2 separate regions of the Homo sapiens genome follow, and region 2 is linked to region 1. Evidence: read pairs that join two places in POLR2A ChIA-PET (ENCODE). Cell type or tissue: A673. All regions are shown on one strand. Links, peaks and the distances in the headings refer to the core of each region. The heading gives the core; the rest is flanking DNA.

Region 1 (10,379 bases), core at 1,577-9,576:
GTGATGGAGCAAGACTCCGTCTCAAAAAAAATAAAAAATAAAAAATAAAAGGATCACTCTGGTTGCTGTATGAATAGACTATAGGTGGCAAGAGTGGAAGCTGCATGTCAGATGAGGAAAAACGCAGTGTTCCTTCAGCAGGAGGCTCTTTCCATAGTCCAGGTGAGAGATAATGGTTATTATCTAATTTAATCTCTAACTAAAGGGCCATTATGAAGATTAAATAAGACAACACATTTAGGGTGCCTGATGCATAGTGGGTGCTTAGTACAATAGAGCAAGGAGCAGCGTTTCAAGAGGAGGAAATGAAAATCTCTGGGTTTGAACATTATTCTTTTATGCTCAGTATGTGGCTTGGCTCAGGGCTTATAAGGAAGAGAAAACTCATTTCTTGACTTTGAGGTGCTGAGTTGGGTGGGTTGGACATTCCTGCAAGAAATAATTCCAACATGACGGGCTAAGTTCTACAGCTGGTTCAGCATAGGGATTCTGAGGGTGCTGGGAGGAATGCCTGATTTGGGCAAAGTACCAAAGAGGAGACTTAGTGTTAGCTAAACAGAGAAGAGAGAAAGGGACTGTTAGGCAGAAAGTACAGCATTCTCAAAAGCCCAGAGGTGTTTCTGTGCCCACTTTAACAGCAACCATCCTTCTGTGAGGCTCGGAGGAGGTGGCTGAGCCAGGTCAAACTCAGAGCTGTCTGAATTTCAAGACCTACATTTCCATCTACCCCGACACACTGCTGGTCCTATGTGACAAGCCCCTCCTGCACTTAACTCATGGTCTTGCTGGTTATACCCCCAGCAGACCCTGCCATGCAGTGGATTGAGGAGTTCTCAAAATGCTGAGGCCTTTTATCCTCAAACTAGTATTACTGTAACACTAAATAGCACCTACAGAGGGAGAGGAAATTGTTCTGTTGGGGTATGGGGCTCCTGTGGCCAAGGCTTTGGCAAGCCTCTGGCTACAGGGGAAATGTGAGTGCTGTGGTCCTGAGGCCCCTCTCCCACAGACTCACCAGCACTGATTCAAAAAACCCTGCAAAATACTCCGCCCATTTTACAGATGGAGAAAAGTGCCCTCTGCCGGCAGAAGACTTTGGCGTGAAAATGAACTTCCTCTTGGCCTTGGAAATCACCAGTTACAATTCAGCTGGGTGAGCTTCCCTCCAGAGAGGCATGGGAAAGAGAAACAAAGAAGCAGGAAAGCCAAAAGGACAACAGAGAGCTAGAAAAACTGAGGATAACACTATTAGAGGATGCAGAATGAATCGGGGCAGGAAGGGGCAGAATGTCTGAGGAAAGTTATTTAAAAAAAAAAAGAAAACAGCTGAAAAGTAATAAGGAGAAAATGCATTTCTCTGAAATAAATGCCAGCTGATCATTGTCCCCTCTGTTTCTAGAGAGCGATATAGCAGCTTCAGCATCTGCACTCAGTTCACTCTCACTGGCACCCCGCGGGAGAGGCAGGGCGGCGATGGCTCCCCATGAGCTTCTCGTCCTTCCATTCCTTCATTCCTTAAACAGATATTTATTAAGAACTGACTTTGGTGCCGGGCGCGGTGGCTCACGCCTGTAATCCCAGCACTTTGGGAGGCCGAGGCGGGTGAATCATGAGGTCAGGAGATCGAGACCATCCTGGCTAACAAGGTGAAACCCCGTCTCTACTAAAAATACAAAAAAAAAAAATTAGCCGGGCGCGGTGGCGGGCGCCTGTAGTCCCAGCTACTCGGGAGGCTGAGGCAGGAGAATGGCGTGAACCCGGGAAGCGGAGCTTGCAGTGAGCCGAGATTGCGTCACTGCAGTCCGCAGTCCGGCCTGGGTGACAGAGCGAGACTCCGTCTCAAAAAAAAAAAAAAAAAAAAAAAAAAAAAAAAAAAAAAAAGAACTGACTTTGGGTCAGAGACTGTTCAAGGTGCTGGGGTTATAATTTTTTTTTTTTTTTGAGACAGGGTCTCACTCTGTTGCCCAGGCTGGAGTGCAGTGGTGCAATCTCAGCTCACTGCAACCTCCGCCTCCCGGGTTCAAGCCATTCTCATGCCTTAGCCTCCCAAGTAGCTGGGATTACAGGCATGTGCCACCATCCCTGGCTAATTTTTGTATTTTTAGTAGAGACGAGGTTTCCGCTAGGTTGACCAGGCTGGTCTCCAACTCCTGACCTCAAGTGATCCACCTGCCATGACCTCTCAAAGTGCTGGGATTACAGGTGTGAGCCACTGCGCCCGGCCTGGTGCTGGGGATATAATTGTGAGCAGGCAATAAACAGGTAAGTGAGTTAATAAACCCATTTTAGACAGCAGCACATACAATGAAGAAAATGAAACAGTAAAACGATGGGATGTGTCCAGGAGGCTGCCTCCCAACTAAGGTGTTCTCACCTGGGCAACGACAGCAGTTAACAGGACCTTCCTCACCAGGTCACCGTGAGGATTGTAGGACTTAATGGATGTAAGCGCTGAGCACAGTGCCTGGCAGACAGCGACTCTCATCATTATTATCCTAGTGCAGGCAGGGTCCATTTCTTAGAGGGTGTTTTGTTACCATTGTTGGACTGTGTGCTCTTTGAAGGAAAGGACTATTGTGTATATTGTTTTCTGTTGAAAAGACAACCCCACAGCACAATTTCTGGCATATAATCAGTAAATATTTGTTGGATAAGTAAGCAAATTCCACCCCCTCGCCTTTTTTTATTTTTATTTTTTGAAATGCAGTCTTGCTCTGTCGCCCAGGCTGCAGTACAGTAGCACAACCTTGGCTCACTGCAACCTCTGCCTCCTGGGTTCAAGCAATTATCCTACCTCAGCCTCCAAAGTAGCTGGGATTACAGGCATGCACCAACATGCCTCGCTAATTTTTGTTTGTTTGTTTGTTTGTTTTTTAGTAGAGATGGCATTTCACCATGTTGGCCAGGCTGGTCTCAAACTCCTGACCTCAAGTGATCCACCCACCTCCGCCTCCCAAAGTGCTGGGATTACAGGCATGAGCCACCACACCCGACCACAAATTCTCAGTTCACCAATAGAGAAACCAAGGCCCACTGGGCACAGTGGCTCACACATGTAATCCCAACAGTTTGAGAGGCCAAAGTGGGCAGCTCTCTTGAGCTGAGGAGTTCAAGACCAGCCTGAGCAACATGGTGGAACCCCCATCTCTACAAAAAATACAAAAAATTAGCCGGGCATGGTGGCACACACCTGTATTTCCAGCTACTCAGGAGGCTAAGGTAGGAGGATGGTTTGAGCCTGAGAGGCAGAAGGTTGCAGTGAGCCAGGATTGTGCCACTGCACTCCAGCCTGGACAACAGAGCTAGACCCTGTCTCAAAAAAAAAAAAAAAAAAGAAAAGAAAAAAAGCGAGAAACCAAGAACCAAGGCTGAGAGTTTTGAGGATTAAAACCATCCAGCTAAGTTAGTGGCAGAACCTAAACCTCTGGATGAGAAGGATCCAGACCCAGGGATTGGTAGAGCTCAGTCCTGATGGCTCTAGAGCCCATGTGCTCTCTGGATAAAGGTTGATGGAGAATGGTGGGATGTGGCTGGAAGAGATCCAGAGAGGCTTTTGATCCCACCTCAAAAGTGGGCTTAAAAGGACCCCTGTGCCCTGTGACTCTCCTTATTCTCCCAATCTCTCTTGACCAACTACAAAGACAAGAAGAGCTTGGCACCCGCCAAAAAGACATCTGAATCTTGCTCATTCTTGCAGCCAAGGGCTATTCCCCAGCAGCAAGCCACATTTCCTGCAGAATCATCCATTTCTTTCACCCTTGGCTACTGAGTTTTCCTTTCTTCTTTCTTTTTCTTTTTCTTTTTTTTTTTCCTTTGAGACGGAGTCTTGCTCTTGTTGCCCAGGCTAGAGTACAATGGCGCGATCTCGGCTCACCGCAACCTCCACCTCCCAGGTTCAAGTGATTCTCCTGCCTCAGCCTCCCAAGTAGCTGGGATTACAGGCATGCACCACCACACCCGGCTAATTTTGTATTTTTAGTAGAGATGGGTTTTCACCATGTTGATCAGGCTGGTCTCGAACTCCCAACCTCAGGTGATCTGCTTGCCTCAGCCTCCCAAAGTGCTGGGATTACAGGCGTGAGCCACCGCATCTGGCCCAGCTTTCCTTTTTCCTGTCCTTTCCTTCTGCCCCCCTTGCCTAAAGCTTTCCCTTTCGGAGCCCTGTCTCTTCCCCTCTCATTCATTCCTCTTGTTCCAGATCTCTGATCTTTATATACCTCCCCTTCTCCTTTCCCTCCTTCCCTCCCTCCATAAAGCAATAGCCTTGCTCTTTCCTCCCTAGATTGAAGGGCAGTAGTGTAGTAAAACAAATCGCTATCAACAAAAGTACATTTCCACAGTATTCATCCCCATGCCTCTGAGAAGATTTATCAGGGTCTCTCACCCTGCACTGTTATGTAAATATAATCTAACAGAAATATGATATCTAAGGAGTCTGAGGATAAAGTCTCCATAAAAACTATCAATTACTCACTGTGGCTTGGGTTTGGTTAACTCACTCACTGCCTTGCCTGGCTCCTGCCTTTCCCCATCTTGGGGGACAACTTGACAGGTGGTGACAGCTTATAAAAGATGCTTTCTGCTTCCTTGGGCCCTAGGAGGTCATCTGGAGGATCAAATGTTTGCAAAGTGCTTGAGAAATTATAAAGTGCTACATAATTCAAGGGTATCATTATTTCTATTGTCATGTGGGCTGTCTCTATGCCTCTTTGATTTGACAGATGTCTGCTCTGCCTGCAAGCCTCAGCTAACCCCATGCTTGGGTATCTATAGCCTCCTTTTGCCTGCCTGCACCTATAAGCATTACTATCTGATTTCCCTCTTTCTAGGTAGTCCCTGGGAACCCTGGAATCACATTGATGTCTGTTTGTCCTAATAGTTGAATAGGAAGATAAGCTGTTGATGGGGCTGAGAATCCTCTGAGTAGCCCTCCACATTTCCACCCCGGAGAGTGGGGCAGGTATAGAAAGGGACGGAGAACTAGAAGGGAGGCTAGAGTTGAAGCCAGACCCCAGAGCAGCTGTGCCAAGGGCCTCAAGATTGCATGTGCTGCCCTAGATTACTCAGGGGGCTGTGCTCAAAGAGGCCTACACTGCCCTCTGTTCCCAAGACAGGAAGAGGAGCCTGGCAGTTAAAGGCCCAGGATGTGAGTCCTGGGTTTAAGCCCCAGTTCTGCTACTTTTCTCTTTTTTTTTTTTTTGAGACGGAGTCTCGCTCTGTCACCCAGGCTGGAGTGCAGTGGCGAGATCTCGGCTCACTGCAAGCTCCGCCTCCCGGGTTCACGCCATTCTCCTGCCTCAGCCTCCTGAGTAGCTAGGACTACAGGCGCCCGCCACTGCGCCCGGCTAATTTTTTTGTATTTTTAGTAGAGACGGGGTTTCACCGTGTTAGCCAGGATGGTCTCGATCTCCTGACCTTGTGATCCGCCCATCTCGGCCTCCCAAAGTGCTGGGATTACAGGCGTGAGCCACCGCGCCCGGCCGAGCTCTTCTACTTTTCACATTTCCTCTCACTTTTCTTATTTGCCAGATGCCGGTGATAATGGTATCTGTATTAGAGTTGTTGTAAGGAATAAATGAGACAGACTTGTGAAGACCTTAGCATGGAGCAAAACCATTTTGTTGTTTTAAGCGTCAATCAGAATGCTTTCTAGATCATGTGCCTTGCCGGTCAAAGATCTGGCCATGAGGGTACAGAACTTGCCTGGTCACCTTTCCTAGGAAAGGGCCCTTAGATGTGGGTTGTGTCCATTCCCCCTTGGGATCAGGCTGCTTTAACCCAGCAGCCCCTAGGGGCTGCAGTTTAGGTACTGTAGGAGGCAATAGAAAGGCAAGAAGAGATTGGGGGAGGTGGGTGTCTCTTATGTAGAAATGTCAAGAGTCAGAGCTGAAAGTGAGGGAGGTGGCGGGGGTGGGGGGAGGAAGGAAGAATATAGGATGTCTCTAAGCTGCCAGAATCCGGATGGGGCTGCAACTCTGGGGCCCTGGCACTTCCTGCCACCCCCAGTCTTGGGAATGAGTCACTAGAGGGAGGAGTGCTGGAGCCATCATGCTCGGCCCACAGAGCATCGGGTTCTGTTCCCCAAAAGAGGACTGGTGGGAGGCAGAGGGAGATCCAGAGCTTAGGGGCCAAGGGGAGCTAGTCCAGGGGAGAGGGCAGGAATTCCTAGGGCTCAGTTCACCTATTGCAAGGCCAGGGAGGCAGGCCTTATCTTCTACCTCCTGTGCCAGCTTCATTCCCCATCCTGGCCATGAAAAATCAACCTACAATTTCTCTTCTGATTTCTGCCTCTGCCTGTCCTGAGTAAACTCTATCCAGTTTTCTCCAGAGAGGGCTGTTTCATATCCTTCTGGTTACCCATAGTAGGGGAGGGGACAAGGGTCTACTCTGCCCTTTTCCACCTGGCTGACTCTTAAAGTCTCCTCCCCTTTCAAAGCCTTTCTCTCTGCTTCTGAACAACCTGCCCATGACTCTGTTTTGGCCCTTAGCTTATTTATGGGGATTTTTATTCCAGAAATGCCTTATACCTCAGCCTTCCAGCTTCTTAGTCAGGGTCTTCCTTATGTCCTTAGAACACAGCCAAATGTTAGGCATAAATGTATGGATATAGCATTGGCCCACAAATATTGTTTTTTCTTCCTCACTCCTTTAATTGTTGGCATTCCTTGGCTCTTCTTTATAGTTTTCATTTACTGAGCACCTACTATGTGCCAGATGACTTTACATATTCATGTATTTAATCCTCAAAATGACCTAATACATATTTTACAGATGAGAAAACTGAGCTCAGTGAGGTTAAGTAACTTGTCCAAGGTTACATAGTCAGCAGGTGGCAGAAATGAGATTTGACAGCAAAGCCCTCACTTTTTTGTTTTGTTTTAAAAAGCTATTGGCTGGGCGCAGTGGCTCACACCTGTAATCCCAGCACTTTGGGAGGCCGAGGTGGGCGGATCACGAGATCAAGAGATTGAGACCATCCTGGCCAACATGGTGAAACCCCATCTCACTAAAAATACAAAAAAAGACCAGGCATGGTGGCTCACGCCTGTAATCCCAGCACTTTGGGAAGCTGAGATGGGTGGATCACAAGGTCAGGAGTTCAAGAACAGCCTGGCCAAGATGCTGAAACCCCGTCTCTACCAAAAATACAAAAATTAGCCAGGCATGGTGGCACGCGCCTGTAATCTCGGCTACTCGGGAGGCTGAGGCAGGAGAATCACTTGAACCCAGGTGGCAGAGGTTGCAGTGAACTGAGATGGAGCCACTGCACTCCAGCCTGGGCGACAGAGTAAGACTCCGTCTCAAACAACAACAACAACAACAACAAAATACAAAAATTAGCTGGGCGTGGCGGCATGCGCCTGTAGTCCCAGCTATTCGGGAGGCTGAAGCAGGAGAATTGCTTGAACCCGGGAGGCGGGGGTTGCAGTGAGCTGAGATCGTGCCACTGCACTCCAGCCTGGTGACAGAGGGAGACTGTGTCTCAGAAAATAAAACAAAACACCAAGAAAACTATTGTTATTATTATTTTTAAATATAACTATTAGACGTCTTAGTGGTAACAATTTCATATAGAATTTTCTGTTACTTTGTGGGTTGCCTGTTTCTTTACTGAGATTTAATTTATACACTAGACAATTCACCCATTTAAAGCGCACAAAGTTTTTAGTATATTTACAGAGCTGTGCAACCATCAACACAACCAATCCTAGAATATTTTCATCACCACAGAAAGAAACCTCCTACCCATTTGTAGTCAATCCCAAATTGCCCCAACTCTAGGCAGCTACTAATCTATTTTCCATCTCTATAGATATGTCTAATGTGGACTTTTTATATAAATGGAATCATGCAGTGTGTGGCTTTTCCTCCCTGGCTTTTTTTTTTTTTTTTTTTGAGACGGAGTCTCACTCTGTCCCCCAGGCTGGAGTGCAGTGGCGCGATCTCGGCTCACTGCAAGCTCCACCTCCTGGCTTCACACCATTCTCCTGCCTCAGCCTCCCGAGTAGATGGGACTACAGGCGCCCACCACCACACCTGGCTAATTTTTGTATTTCTAGTAGAGACGGGGTTTCACCGTGTTAGCCAGGATGGTCTCGATCTCCTGACCTCGTGATCTGCCCGCCTCGGCCTCTCAAAGTGTCAAAGTGCTGGGATTACAGGCGTGAGCCACTACGCCCAGCTTTTTTTTTTTTTTTTTTTTTTTTTGAGACAGAGTCTCACTCTGTTGCCCAGGCTGGAGTGCAGTGGCACCATCTTGGCTCACTGTAAGCTCCGCTTCCCGGGTTCAAGCAATTCTACTGCTTCAGCCTCCTGAATAGCTGGGACTACAGGTGCACACTGCCACACCTGTCTAATTTTTTGTATTTTAGTAGAGACAGGGTTTTACTGTGTTGTCCAGGCTGGTCGTGAACTCCTGAGCTCAGGCAATCCACCTGCCTCAGCCTCCTAAAGTGCTGGGATTACAGGCATGAGCCACTGTGCCCAGCCAACTGGCTTCTTTTACTTAGCATAATGTTCTCACGATTAGTCTATGTTGTAGCATGTATCAGTATTTCATTTATTTTTATTGTTGAATAATACTCCATTGTTATACCACATTGTATTTATCCATTCAACAGTTGATGAGCATTTGGATTGTTTCCACTTTTTGGCTATGATGAATAACGTTGCTGTGAACATTCGTGTACAAATTTTTGTGTGAACACATGTTTTCAATTCCCTTGGGTACATATCTAGGTGTAGAATTTCTGGGCCATATGGTAGCTCTATGTTTAACATTTTGAGGAACTGCCAGATTGTTTTCCAAAGCAGCTGCACCATTTTGTAATACCACTAGCAGTTTACGAAGATTCCAATTTCTTCATATCCTCTCCAACACTTGTTATTATTTATCTTTTAAATTATAGCCATTCTAGTCGTGTGAAGTGGCATCTGATGTTTTGCTTTTCATTTCCTTAATGGCTAATGATGTTGATTATATATGTATTTTTTAATTTTATTGAGAAAAGGTCTCACTTTTTTTTCTTTTTTTTTCTTTTTTTACTTTTTTTTTTTTTTTTAAAGACAGAGTTTTGCTCTTTTTGCCCAGGCTGGAGTGCAATGGTGTGATCTCATCTCACTGCAAACTCTGACTCCCTGGTTCAAGTGATTCTCCTGCCTCAGCCTCCCAATTAGCTGGGATTACAGGTGCATGCCACCACTCCCGGCTAATTTTGTATTTTTAGTAGACAGGGTTTCACCATGTTGGCCAGGCTGGTCTCGAACTCCTGACCTCAGGTGATCCGCCTGCCTCGGCCTCCCAAAGCACTGGGATTACAGGAGTAAGCCACCACGCCCAGCCAAGGTCTCACTCTTTTGACCAGGCTGGAGTGCAATGCCATGATCATAGCTCACTGCAATCTCAAATTCCTGGACTGAAGCCTCCCGAGTAGCTGGGACTACAGGCACATGCTACCACATCTGGCTAATGTGGTAGCCTTTCCATGTTGTCCAGGCTGACTTCAAACTCCTGGGCTCAAGCAATCTTTTTGCCTTGGCCTCCCAAAGTGCTGGGATTACAGTGTGAGCCACTGCACCCAGCCTGATCATCTTTTTATGTGTTTATTGCCCATTTGCAGATCTTTTTTTTTTTTTTTTTTTTTTTTTTGAGATGGAGTCTCCCTCTATCGCTCAGGCTGGAGTGCAGTGGCGTGATCTCAGCTCACTGCAACCTCTGCCTCCCGGTTCAAGCGATTCTCCTGCCTCAGCCTCCTGAGTAGCTGGGATCACAAGTGTGTGCCACCATGCCTGGCTAATTTTTGTATTTTTAGTACAGACAGGGTTTCACCATGTTGGTCAGGCTGGTCTCGAACTCCTGACCTTGTGATCCGCCTGCCTCGGCCTCCCAAAGTGTTGGAATTCCAGGCATGAGCCACCACGCCCAGCCTTGCAGATCTTCTTTAGTGAAATGTCCGTTCAGATCCTTTGCCCATCTTTATTTTTGTTATTTTAAAAATTATTTTATTTTTTAATAGAGACAAGATCTTGCTATATTACCCAGGCTGGTCTTGAACTCCTGGGCTCAAGTGATCATCCCACTTCACCTTCCCACATAGCTGGTACTACAGGTGTGTGCTACCCACTGCTTGTCACCTCAAATCTATTCCATTGATCTACAAGTCTGTCTTTAGGCCAGTACTACACTGTCTTGATTATTATAGATTTGTAGTAAGGTTTGAAATCAGAAAGCCTTAATCCTCAAACTTTGTTCTTTTTCAAGATTGTTTTGGTTATTCTAGGTCTCTTGCATTTCCATATAATTTTTAGGATCAGCTTGTCAATTTCTGCAAGGAAACCAGCTGAGATTTTGATAGAGATTCTGTTGAAGCTGTAGATCA
Region 2 (10,379 bases), core at 1,529-9,528, 180 kb after region 1:
TAAGCAACTTTCAGAAGGGACTAAATGACAGGACATTAGGGTCTTGGGAAGGACTTGAAGTCTAGCTTCTCTGGAATTTCAAGATACCAAGAGCATGGATGGGCCTGCTTGGCAGATCGTATTGGGAATGAATCACAACTGGCCAGCTTTCCATGCCCTACTGTGCCTCTTTCCTGGGAAAATGGAACCTTAGAATGGAGGAGATTGTGAAGTCCAGATGCCTGGAAAGTAGACCTTGTGAAAGGTCATTGCAGATTCTGTCATTATGACAGCCACAGCCTCCAAAAGGAGATTGTGAAATATTTTAGTGATTTGGCAAAACTAAAATCAATTCAGTATAATGGGGCATTGACACACAGAATCACCATCTCCCACATAGAAAATAGATATTCCTGCTTTACCTTGACATTTATTCCCCATAAACACACTAGCGTTTATGTAGCATTACCTTATGATTGTGTTTTATTCCCTATGACATGCTCTGTTACTGATGTCTGCAGAGTCAGGGAGGCGGCAGCGACTGTGTAGGGTGTCCAGGAGCAGTTTGTTTTTAAGGAACTAGTTTCAGTTTTGCATAGTTAGTAGGAGTAGACATAAAAACTAGGCACACGTATCATTTTCATGCATCTCAGTGGTTGCTACATACTCAGAAAAGTCCTTGGATTATTGCTTTTCCTCTATAGAGTAGTTTGGACTAATGTCCTTGTTTTGAGATATCTCCTGCTGCAGAGGGAAAATAAAGTTCTAGGGGATGGGAGTTTTTAAAATGTCATGCTTCCATCCATCTGCCTCCAGGCAGAACTGCACTGAACCCTGTCCAGGTTGGTTAGGACACTCTTCTTTCAGAGGTTTCTGTGGATAGTGCTTTCAGACTCTGGTTGGTAATTTCTGCTTCTCAGTCATAATGGGTGTTTAGTATTAAACATAACCTCATAAAAAGAGATTCTGGCCAGGCACGATGGCTCACGCCTATAATCCCAGCACTTTGAGAGGCCAAGGCGGGCAGATCATGAGGTCAGAAGTTCAAGACCAGCCTGGCAAACATGGTGAAACCCCATCTCTACTAAAAATACAAAAATCAGCTAGACATGGTAGCATGTGCCTGTAATCCCAGCTACTCAGGAGGCTGAGGCAGGAGAATCGCTTGAATCCGGGAGGCGGAGGTGCAGTGAGCCAAGATTGTGCCATTGCACTGCAGCCTGGGTGACAGAGCAAGACTGTGCCTCAAAAAAAATAAAAATAAAAAAGACAGAGAGAGAAAGAGATGCTTAGTTCTGAAGGCAAGAGGGGATGAAGGGAAATGATTCCTATTTTAAAAAACTCTTTAATCCCTTCCACTCCCACCTCACAAACTACGGCCAATGTGGGAGCAAATCCTCCTGAAGTACACATTCTCTTTCACTCTGGCTTCACTGTGCGATCCTTGAGGGTCAGATTGGCTGGTCAGGTGAGGGCTCTGTTCAAGGTCATGTGGAATAAAGGCATTGAGGTTGAACTCAGCATCTTGTTCGTTGATTTGCATTTGTGCAAGGCCCCTGTTCCCAGACTTCTGGACCATTTCCTTGTAAAGCCTAACCCTAGCAAAATATCTGTCAGGTATTTCATTGTGAATATATAGTTTATATTTTTATTTATGTATATTATTTGTTAAAAATTGACAGGAAAATTTGTATGTATTTTCCATGTACAACATGATGTTTTAAAGTATAAATAGACCAGCCATGATGGCTCATGCCTATAATCCCAGCACTTTGGGAGGCCAAGGCAGGAGGATTGCTTGAACCCAGGAGTTCAAGACCAGCCTGGGAAACATAGTAAGACCTTGTCTCTACAAAAAATTAAAACATTAGCTGGGTGTGGTGATGCATGCTTGTAGTCCCAGCTACTCCGGAGGCTGGGGTGCGAGGATCTCTTGAGTCCAAGAGTTCAAGGTTGCAGTGAGCTGTGATTGCACTACTGCATTCCAGCCTGGGTGACAGAGTGAGTCCTTGTCTCAAACAACAAAACAAACTAAAGTATAGCTATGTTGTGGAATGACTAAATCTAGCTAATTAACATATGCATTACCTCACATAGTTATCATATTTTTGGTGAGAACACTTTACATTCTTTCTCTTGGCATTTTTCAGGAATACAATGTATTATTATTATTTATGTATTTTTTTTTTTGAGATGGAGTTTTGCTCTTGTTGCCCAGGCTGGAGTGCAATGGTGTGGTCTTGGCTCACTGCAACCTCCGCCCCAGCCTCCCAAGTAGCTGGGATTATAGGTGCCCACCACCAAGCCTGGCGAATTTTTTGTATTTTTACCATGTTGGCCAGGCTGGTCTCAAACTCCTGACCTCAGGTGATCCACCTGCCTCGGTCTCCCAAAGTGCTGGGATTACAGGTGTGAGCAACTGCACCCAGCCACAATATATTATTAACTATAGTTACCATGTTATACAATAGATCTCTTGAATTTATTCCTCCTATCTAACTGAAACTTTGTATCCTTTGACCAACATCTCCCCAGCCTCTACCCCACCTCCTCAACTACCGCAGTCCTGGTTAACTATGATTCTGCTCTCTGCTTCTATGAGATCAACTTTTTTAGATTCCACATGTAAGGGAGATAATGTGTATTTGTCTTTCTGTGCCTGGCTTATTTCACTTCACATAATTCTTCTAGGCTCACCCATATTATTGCAAATGACAGGATTTCCTTATTTTTTATGGTTAAACAGTATTCCATATTTTCTGTATTCTATTCCTGCATTGATGGAGATTGAGGATGATTCCATGTCTTGGCTATTGTGAATAACGTAGTAAACATGGGAGTGCAGACGTCTCTATGACATGCTGATTTTATTTCCTATGGTTATTTACCCAGTAGTGGCATTACTGGATCATATGGTAGTTTTATTTTTAATTTTTAAAGGAACCTCCATACTATTTTTCATAATGACTATTCTAATTCACATTCCCATCAGCAGTGTACAAAGCTTCTCTTTTCTGTACATCCTTGCCAACACTTTTCTTTTGTCTTTTTGGTAGTAGCCATTCTGACAGGTGTCTGGTGATACTTCATTGTGATTTTAATTTGTGTTTCCCTGATGATTAGTGATGTTGATCTTTTTTTTATATACCTGTTGGCCATTTGTATGTCTTCTTTTGGCAACTGCCTATTTAGGTCCTTTGCCCATTTTAAAATCAGGTTATTTGTTTTTTGCTGTTGAGTTGAGTTCCATATTTATTTTGGGTATTTATCACTATCAGATGTACAGTTTGCAAGTATTTTCTCCCATTCTGTAGATTGTCTCTTCACTCTATTGATTGTTTTATTTGCTGTGCAGAAGCTTTTTAGTTTGATGTAATCCTATTTGTCTATTTTTGCTTTTGATGCCTGTGCTTTTAGGGGTCAAATCTAAAAAGTCATTCTCAGACTAATGTCATGGAGCTTTCCCACTGTATTTTCTTCCAGTAGTTTCATGGTTTGGGGTCTTATATTTAAGTCTTCAATCTATTTTGATTTGATTTTGCATATGGTATATGACAAATATACCAAGGGTCTAATTTCATTCTTTTACATGTGGATATTCCATTTTGCCAATACCATTTATTGAAGAGACTGTCCTTTCCCCATTTTATCTTTGTGGCACCTTTGTCAAAAATCAATTGGCTGTAAATGCATGTATGGATTTATTTCTGGTTTTATATTCGCAATATACTTTTGATTCGTTGAATTCATCTCTATTTCGCAGGATGTGTTAGTACGTGTTTGAATAGTGTATGTTATTTATGACTGGTATTCTGAGTTATTTTTCATTTTAGAATGTATTAATATGTTTTAGGTATATAATTTATAATAGACCCCAATTATAACAGCATATTTTAAAGAAGCCCAAATGGACCCTTCCTATAATAAAAGATACCAAATGATTGGTTTGTTTTTTGCAGCTACCTCCCCTTTTTCTTTTTAAAATATATGCCACAGTTTTATACTTTTAATAGTTTTGAAGTAATTTATTTTGTGCCTAGAAAAGGAATTATGTATTTTTTCCATGAATGTGTCATGTTTTTAGCAACTTGTAATCCCAGAAAAATTAAATAAATAAAAATTTGCTTGCCAGGAGCGGTGGCTCATGACTGTAATCCCAGCACTTTGGGAGGCTGAGGCGGGGGGACCATGAGGTCAGGAGTTCAAGACCAGCCTGACCAAGATGGTGAAACCCCGTCTCTACTAAAAATACAAAAATTAGCCAGATTTGATGGTGGGTGCCTGCAATCCCAGCTACTTGAGAGGCTGAGGCAGAGAATCGCTTGAACCGGGAAGGTGGAGGTTGCAGTGAGCTGAGATCGCACCACTGCACTCCAGCCTGGGCGACAGAGTGAGACTCCGTCTCAAAAAAAAAAAAAAAAAAATGCTAATAATAAAAGGTATGAATGCTCACTATAAAAAAATCCTAATTATAGAAATGTATAATTTAGGAAGTACAAGTCCTTCTAAGTCCAGTTTCTTCACCAGAGATAACATATACTCCTTTAAGACTCTTTTTATTATAAAGTTAAACACAGATATAGAAAATTATACAAAATATGTAGCTTAATGAGTTATTACCAGGTGAAGTCACACCCAAGTCAGGAAATAGAACTTTGCCGAGCACTTCAGCAGGTCCCTCCAACTGTAATATTTCCCTCCTACCAAATGTAACCACTCTCCTGATTTTTACAATAATTGCTCCTTTGCATTTTCAAATAGTTTATGACTAAGTTTTGCACCCAAGACTATAGTGTTGCCCATTTAAGAAACGTTGTTATATCCTTTAAGTCTCTTTGAATCTACAGGTTACCTATCTATTCCCCACCCCCACCCCCTGCTTTTTTTTTTCTTCTTCTTCTTATAAATTGTCTGTTGAAGAGCTCAGGCCATTTCCCAGGCTAAATTTTGCTGATTTCATAAATGATGCAGTTCGGCATGTTTCTCCAACCTCTGTATTTCTTGCAAATTGTCAGCTGGATCCAGGGGCTCAATCGGACACAGGTTCCATTCCTTTGGGAAAACTATAGGCAGTTTTGTGCTCTTTCATTAGGAAGTGCTTAATGTCTGATTGATTCTCTTTTTGTGGGATTGCAAGAGGGTGATACTCAAATCTATCATTTCTTTTTTATTTTTAGCTGCACTACTTTTATAAAGAGGTATTTCCCCATATATATTATTTTGTTACTCAGTGGTAAAATTCATACAGGAAAGACAGGATAAATGTTTGGTTCTTTTTTCCTTATTTACCAGTTTTCAAGATAATGAGTTGATCCTCTGAAGATGACCAATTAAGATGTTTTTTTTCCCTTTACAAACTCACAGGTTCAAAGCATATTTTATGGGCTTTAATTCATTGTAATTATTACTTTTATTGAAGTTGAAATTGTTTGATTTTTGGTCAGTTGAAGGTTTTCAAATGAGTTCTTTTCATGTTACTCTAATAGTCTTTGATAGTTTTCTTGCTGTCTGGTTTGACAAGATATTCTAAGCTCGTCTTGTACATTTCCTTCCCAGGACTGGAATTAGCTGTTTCTCTAAGAAGTTTTAAGACTACATTCTGGCCATTAGGTCGCTCATTACTGCTGTGTTGGTCATTGTTTCTAGGCCTTTTCTGTTGACAAGAGATAGGAAATATATGTTATAATCCTCATACATTCAAGTGGGTACTGCCTATTCATATTCCGGCTGGCAGGGTTTTTATTTAATCTCTTCGATATTACATCTGCCTCTTTTTTTCCCACACCGAGAGTCCTGATTCTGGACACAGGGGATTATACAATTAGAATATGTAATAATTTTACTGATTTGATCTGTCTCATTTTGTACATGCAACAGTTTCAGAATGGCAGTAATACTATCCCTGATATGATTACTGAAAATAGTTTAAAACATTTTTTTGTGTGTGCTCTCATTGTTCTTAACCAGCTGTGTTGTATGTATATTCTCAGAGTAGCCATTATATACTTCCTTTTTAGCCCTTATTTAAGGCATTTATACAAATAACTATATATGTAATGTTTACCGCCGGTCTTACTTATTTTCATTGTCTGGGATGTATTTTCTAGTAAATTCTTCAGGAAGAGCCCATCGAAACAGTAATCTCTGTGTTTTTGTATGTTAACTTTGTCAGTGTTCTTTACATCCCAAAGCACTTTGGTAGGATATAAAATCCTTGGCTCACATTTTCTTTCTTTGAGTACTTCATCTTCTGCTGGCAGTAGGCTTTGCTGTTAAAAATGCTGATGACAATCTAATTTTCTTTATAAGTTACTTGCTGATTTTTGCTTATATGCCCAAGTGATCTTTCCTTTGCCTTTAAAATCCAATTATTTTACTAGAATATGCCTTACTGTTGGACATCCCTGGTCAGTATTCTTAGGTATACAGTGTGTTATTTCAATACATAGTTTTAAGTATTTTTTTCATTTCAGGAAAGCTTTCTTGAATTATAATTCTTTTTTGTTGCTCGTTTTTATGTGAAATTAGATTTCTTGAGCTTTTAAAAAGAAACATGGTTTTTGGTATTCTGTTTGCTTGTTTAGGGTTTCTTATATTTATGTTGGGTCTTCTTTTGTCTTTCTTCATTGTTTATTAGTTTGTTACAAACCTTACTTTTTCCATTTCTGTTTGGTTTTTCCAACTTTCCTCCTTTTCATGTTCTATTTATCTTAAGGCATTTTCTGTTGTGATTATTTGTTCTTTTATTTCTGATTCTTCATTGAGTTCTAGCACCTCATTTCTTTTTATTTAATTTTTTTTTAGAGGCAGAATCTCGCTCTGTTACCCAGGCTGGAGTGCAGTGGTGCTATCATAGCTCACTGCAATCTTGAGCTCCTGGGCTCAAGTGATCCTCCCACCTCAGCCTCCCAAGTAGCTGGGACTGCAGGTGCATGCCACCATTCCTGACTGACTTTTTTATTTTTAGTAAAGATGAGGTCTTGCTGTGTTACCTGGGCTGATCCTGAAATCCTGGTTGCCCAGGCTGGTCTCAAACTCCTGGCCTCAAGTGATCCTGCTGCCTCAGCTTCTCAAAGTGCTGGGATTACAGGTGTGAGTCACCATACACAGCCTCTAGCACCTCATTTCTGATTTTTGTTATTGAGTATCTTGTACCATTTAACAAATGTCTTTAGTGCATTTTGAAACAGGAAGTTACAGTTTTTATATGTTTGTGGCCATGTCTTTCTGGCTTACTTTCATTGTATGTAGGGATGTTATTCTTTTCTTTCTTCTTCTTTTTATTATAATTTTATTGTATAGGATTGTACCATAATACTTTCTATTGCTCATTTTTATGTGAAATTAGGTTTCTTGAACTTTTAGAAAAAAGCATGGCTTTAATTACCTTTTCTAAATCCATAGTGCTTTCTCTTCTTTTTTTTTTTTTTTTTTTCCTTTTCATTCTGAGTCAAGCTTGAGAAAGTTTTCTCTTCTCTTGTTTTCAGGTAGTGTTCAAAAACATGGCAGCTTGCTTTATGAGGTTTCCTGGCTCTGTTTTACTCCTCCAGTTTTATCTGGACTCTGTTTCCTTTATTTCTGTCGTCCAAGTCTACTCAGTTTTGATTTCACTTCTAGCCGTATTTTCTCAGTGTGGGGCCCTGTCCTGGTAGGGAGCACTGGTTAATTTTGAGAGTTCAGGGGACTAGACAGCTGTGGCCCCTTGAAGTCCTACCCCAGACTTCTTGTCCTTGTCCACTGTTAGACATAGGTTCACTTGCTGTTACCCATTGGCCCACTATAATTTTTAGTGAATGCCTATCAGCTACTTAGGTGTTTTCTTGTTCTTAGGTCTCTCAGCCAACTTGTTGCTTCCCAATACCTTTGCACTTGGTTTTGATAGAAATGTTGCTCATGGGTTTAGTTTTGCTCTCTAGTCAGTCTGTTTTTATGTGAGGATTTGGTAGATTAGACGACGTTGCTTTTGCCACATTAACATATGTTCTTTAAAAAGAAAGATGAAATCATATATATGCAACTTATTTTTGCTTAGTTTTAGTGATCTTGTTTATGTCAGTACAAAGCTCCCTCTTTTTTGTTGAAGACTAATATATTCCATTGAAGGGATATGCTGTATTGTGTAACAAATCCCCTACTGATGGACATTTGTATTGCTTCTCATTGTTTACAATTATTAGAATGCTATAGTGAACACTCTATCCATATATCATTGTGCACTTCTGTGAACATTTCTATTAGATAAATTCCTAGACATAGCATCTGCTGGGTCAAATGGAATGAACAGTTACAGTTTTGATAGATGTTGCCAGATGCCCAAAAGCCTTGCACTAATTTATCCTTACCTACAGTTATTAGGATGCCGGTTGCTGCAAGGCCTTGCCATTATTGGCCCAGAGGCTCTTCAAGGTATGAGTGTTTATGTATGTGTTTTGAGAGTGATTTACAGTTTTCTCTAAGAAACTCATGAGACCTATGGACCTTTTTAGAAAAATGTAAATGTGTACTTAAAACTTTCACATATAATCTCAGAGGCTTCACCAGCTGGTCTCTAGTAATATTGTTCTTATTCTTGTTTTCCTAACCACCAACCACTTCTGCTTGATGAACTAGGAAATACTTGAATGTTTAAGGATAAAGAGCAGTTGTAGAGCTATGACCAATAGTTCATCAAATCCTGTTATCAGAGGTGATAATACTCTGAAGCCCATGATAAAGTCTGATGTGTGTGGTTTAGTAGTAGTTAAGAACTAAACAACACTTCTATCCCATTCTATTTTGATGCTTGCTTGTTTCTGTCTTTGCAATTCTCAGTCTTTGTATCTTTCTCTTATTTTCCTTGTGGGTTGAGGAGTGATGCTGTGGAATTAAAATACATTTAAAAATAAGAAGTTTATTTTCCCCTTATCCCAAGTTAAAGGCTATCTTTGCAACATCCTTCTGCCCCACATTTCAGAAAGAGGAAATTGTTTTTCTTTCCATAATGCTCACTCATCTTTGTTTTAGAACATATACACAATGGACATTCGCTATGTACCAAGCACTCTGTTCAGCAATGCAGGGAATATAAAGATGTTCTGACTTCAAGAATAATACAATCTATTGGGGAAAACTTGGCAAGTATTATAATTTTTATGGATTTGTTTCCCTCACTAGACCAGTGATCTCTTCAAGAGTAGAGAGGCAACATGGCGAAACCCTGTCTGTACAAAAATACAAAAATTATCTGGGTGTGGTGTGCATGCTTGTAGTCCCAGGTACCAGGGAGGCTGAGGTGGGATGATCACTCGAGCCTGGGAGGTCAAGGCTGCAGTGAGCCGTGATCATACCACTGCACCCCAGCGTGGGCAACAGAGTGAGACCCTGTCTCAAAAAAATAATAAATAAAAGTAAAGTAAAAAGAGTAGAGAGGCCATGTCTCACTTTTAATTTTCCTAAAACCTGGCACATAGTAGATGGTCAGTAAATGTCTGTTTAATGATTAACAAGAAGCCAAATGACTAAGAGAAAATGAATAGAGGAAGTGTCATTAGAAAAGAATAAGCAAGGCACTAGAGATTGAAAGGATGGAAAGATAATGTATAAAACTGCATGGAGTTGTTGCTCAAGCTAGCCTATTAAAAAATGGACTGTCACTTGAGCTTGGGAGGTCAAGGCTGCAGTGAGCTGTGACTGCACCACTGTACTCCAGCCTGGGTGGCAGAGCAAGACTCCATCTCAAAAAAAAAAAGCATTGAAATTTGACAGGCAAAAAGCAAGGAAAGAGATGGCATTAAGGACTAAGAAAAGCATAGGGGGAGTTTAGCCAGAGCGTGGGGTAGCTGTGGATGAGGGGCGATAAGGCAGAGAATATCAGCAAGGATTTCATTAGGTTAGGCAGGCCTTGAACACCATGAGATAGTATTATTGGTACTTCGGAGGGCAGCAGGGAGCCACTGAAGGCTTGTAAGAAGGAGAGTGCCAACAAGCCTGTCCTGGGGGATGCTGTACTTAACTGCAGTGGCACAAGGAGGGAACATTTATCTTTTCAGTGGGGGCTGGGTCTCATGATCTCCTGAAGTTCTTTCTAGCTCAGAATGCTGAGGTCCTGAAGTTATGAGGGATTTGCCTTCTCTTTTATAAATCTGAAATGGAAGTTTGAAAGAGGATATCAGAGAGATGACTTGTTGGGAGACGACTTCTGTCAAAAGTGATCCAGACCACAAGTAGTCAGTAGGGCCTGAATCTGCCTATGAATAGGAGGGAGCACCAAGGCCAGAGGTTCCATATACTTCTGCCTGGGTACTTGGAGAAGACTCAGGAGTGTATAGTGGGTAGAGTGTTTCTCATCAAGTGACAGCACAGAGTTCCCATTAGTTGCCCAGGATTGGGTGTATGGGGGTGCAGTTGGGGGCAGCATCAGC

The links. ChIA-PET counts read pairs that join two places held together with the same protein. Peaks named below come from ENCODE experiments on the same cell type or tissue, not always from the same donor. Only the 100,000 strongest peaks of a DNase experiment are listed, where the experiment ranks them.
Region 2: POLR2A ChIA-PET joins it to region 1 with 10 read pairs; 3 of 35 experiments call an interaction of 5 or more read pairs at or near these places.

Annotation. Positions count from the first base shown.
Region 1 is chr5:139,242,130-139,252,508 of GRCh38, reverse strand. No RefSeq gene overlaps it. Among named protein-coding and RNA genes, the nearest start is that of SNHG4, 27 kb to the left of the region's middle. In A673, for the core only: no CTCF peak of the experiment used is centred there; a DNase peak (open chromatin) is centred at 5,968; H3K27ac peaks cover 1,123 bases.
Region 2 is chr5:139,065,691-139,076,069 of GRCh38, reverse strand. All of the region lies in intron 3 of SIL1 (SIL1 nucleotide exchange factor), which reads left to right. Among named protein-coding and RNA genes, the nearest start is that of SIL1, 130 kb to the left of the region's middle. In A673, for the core only: no CTCF peak of the experiment used is centred there; no DNase peak of the experiment used is centred there.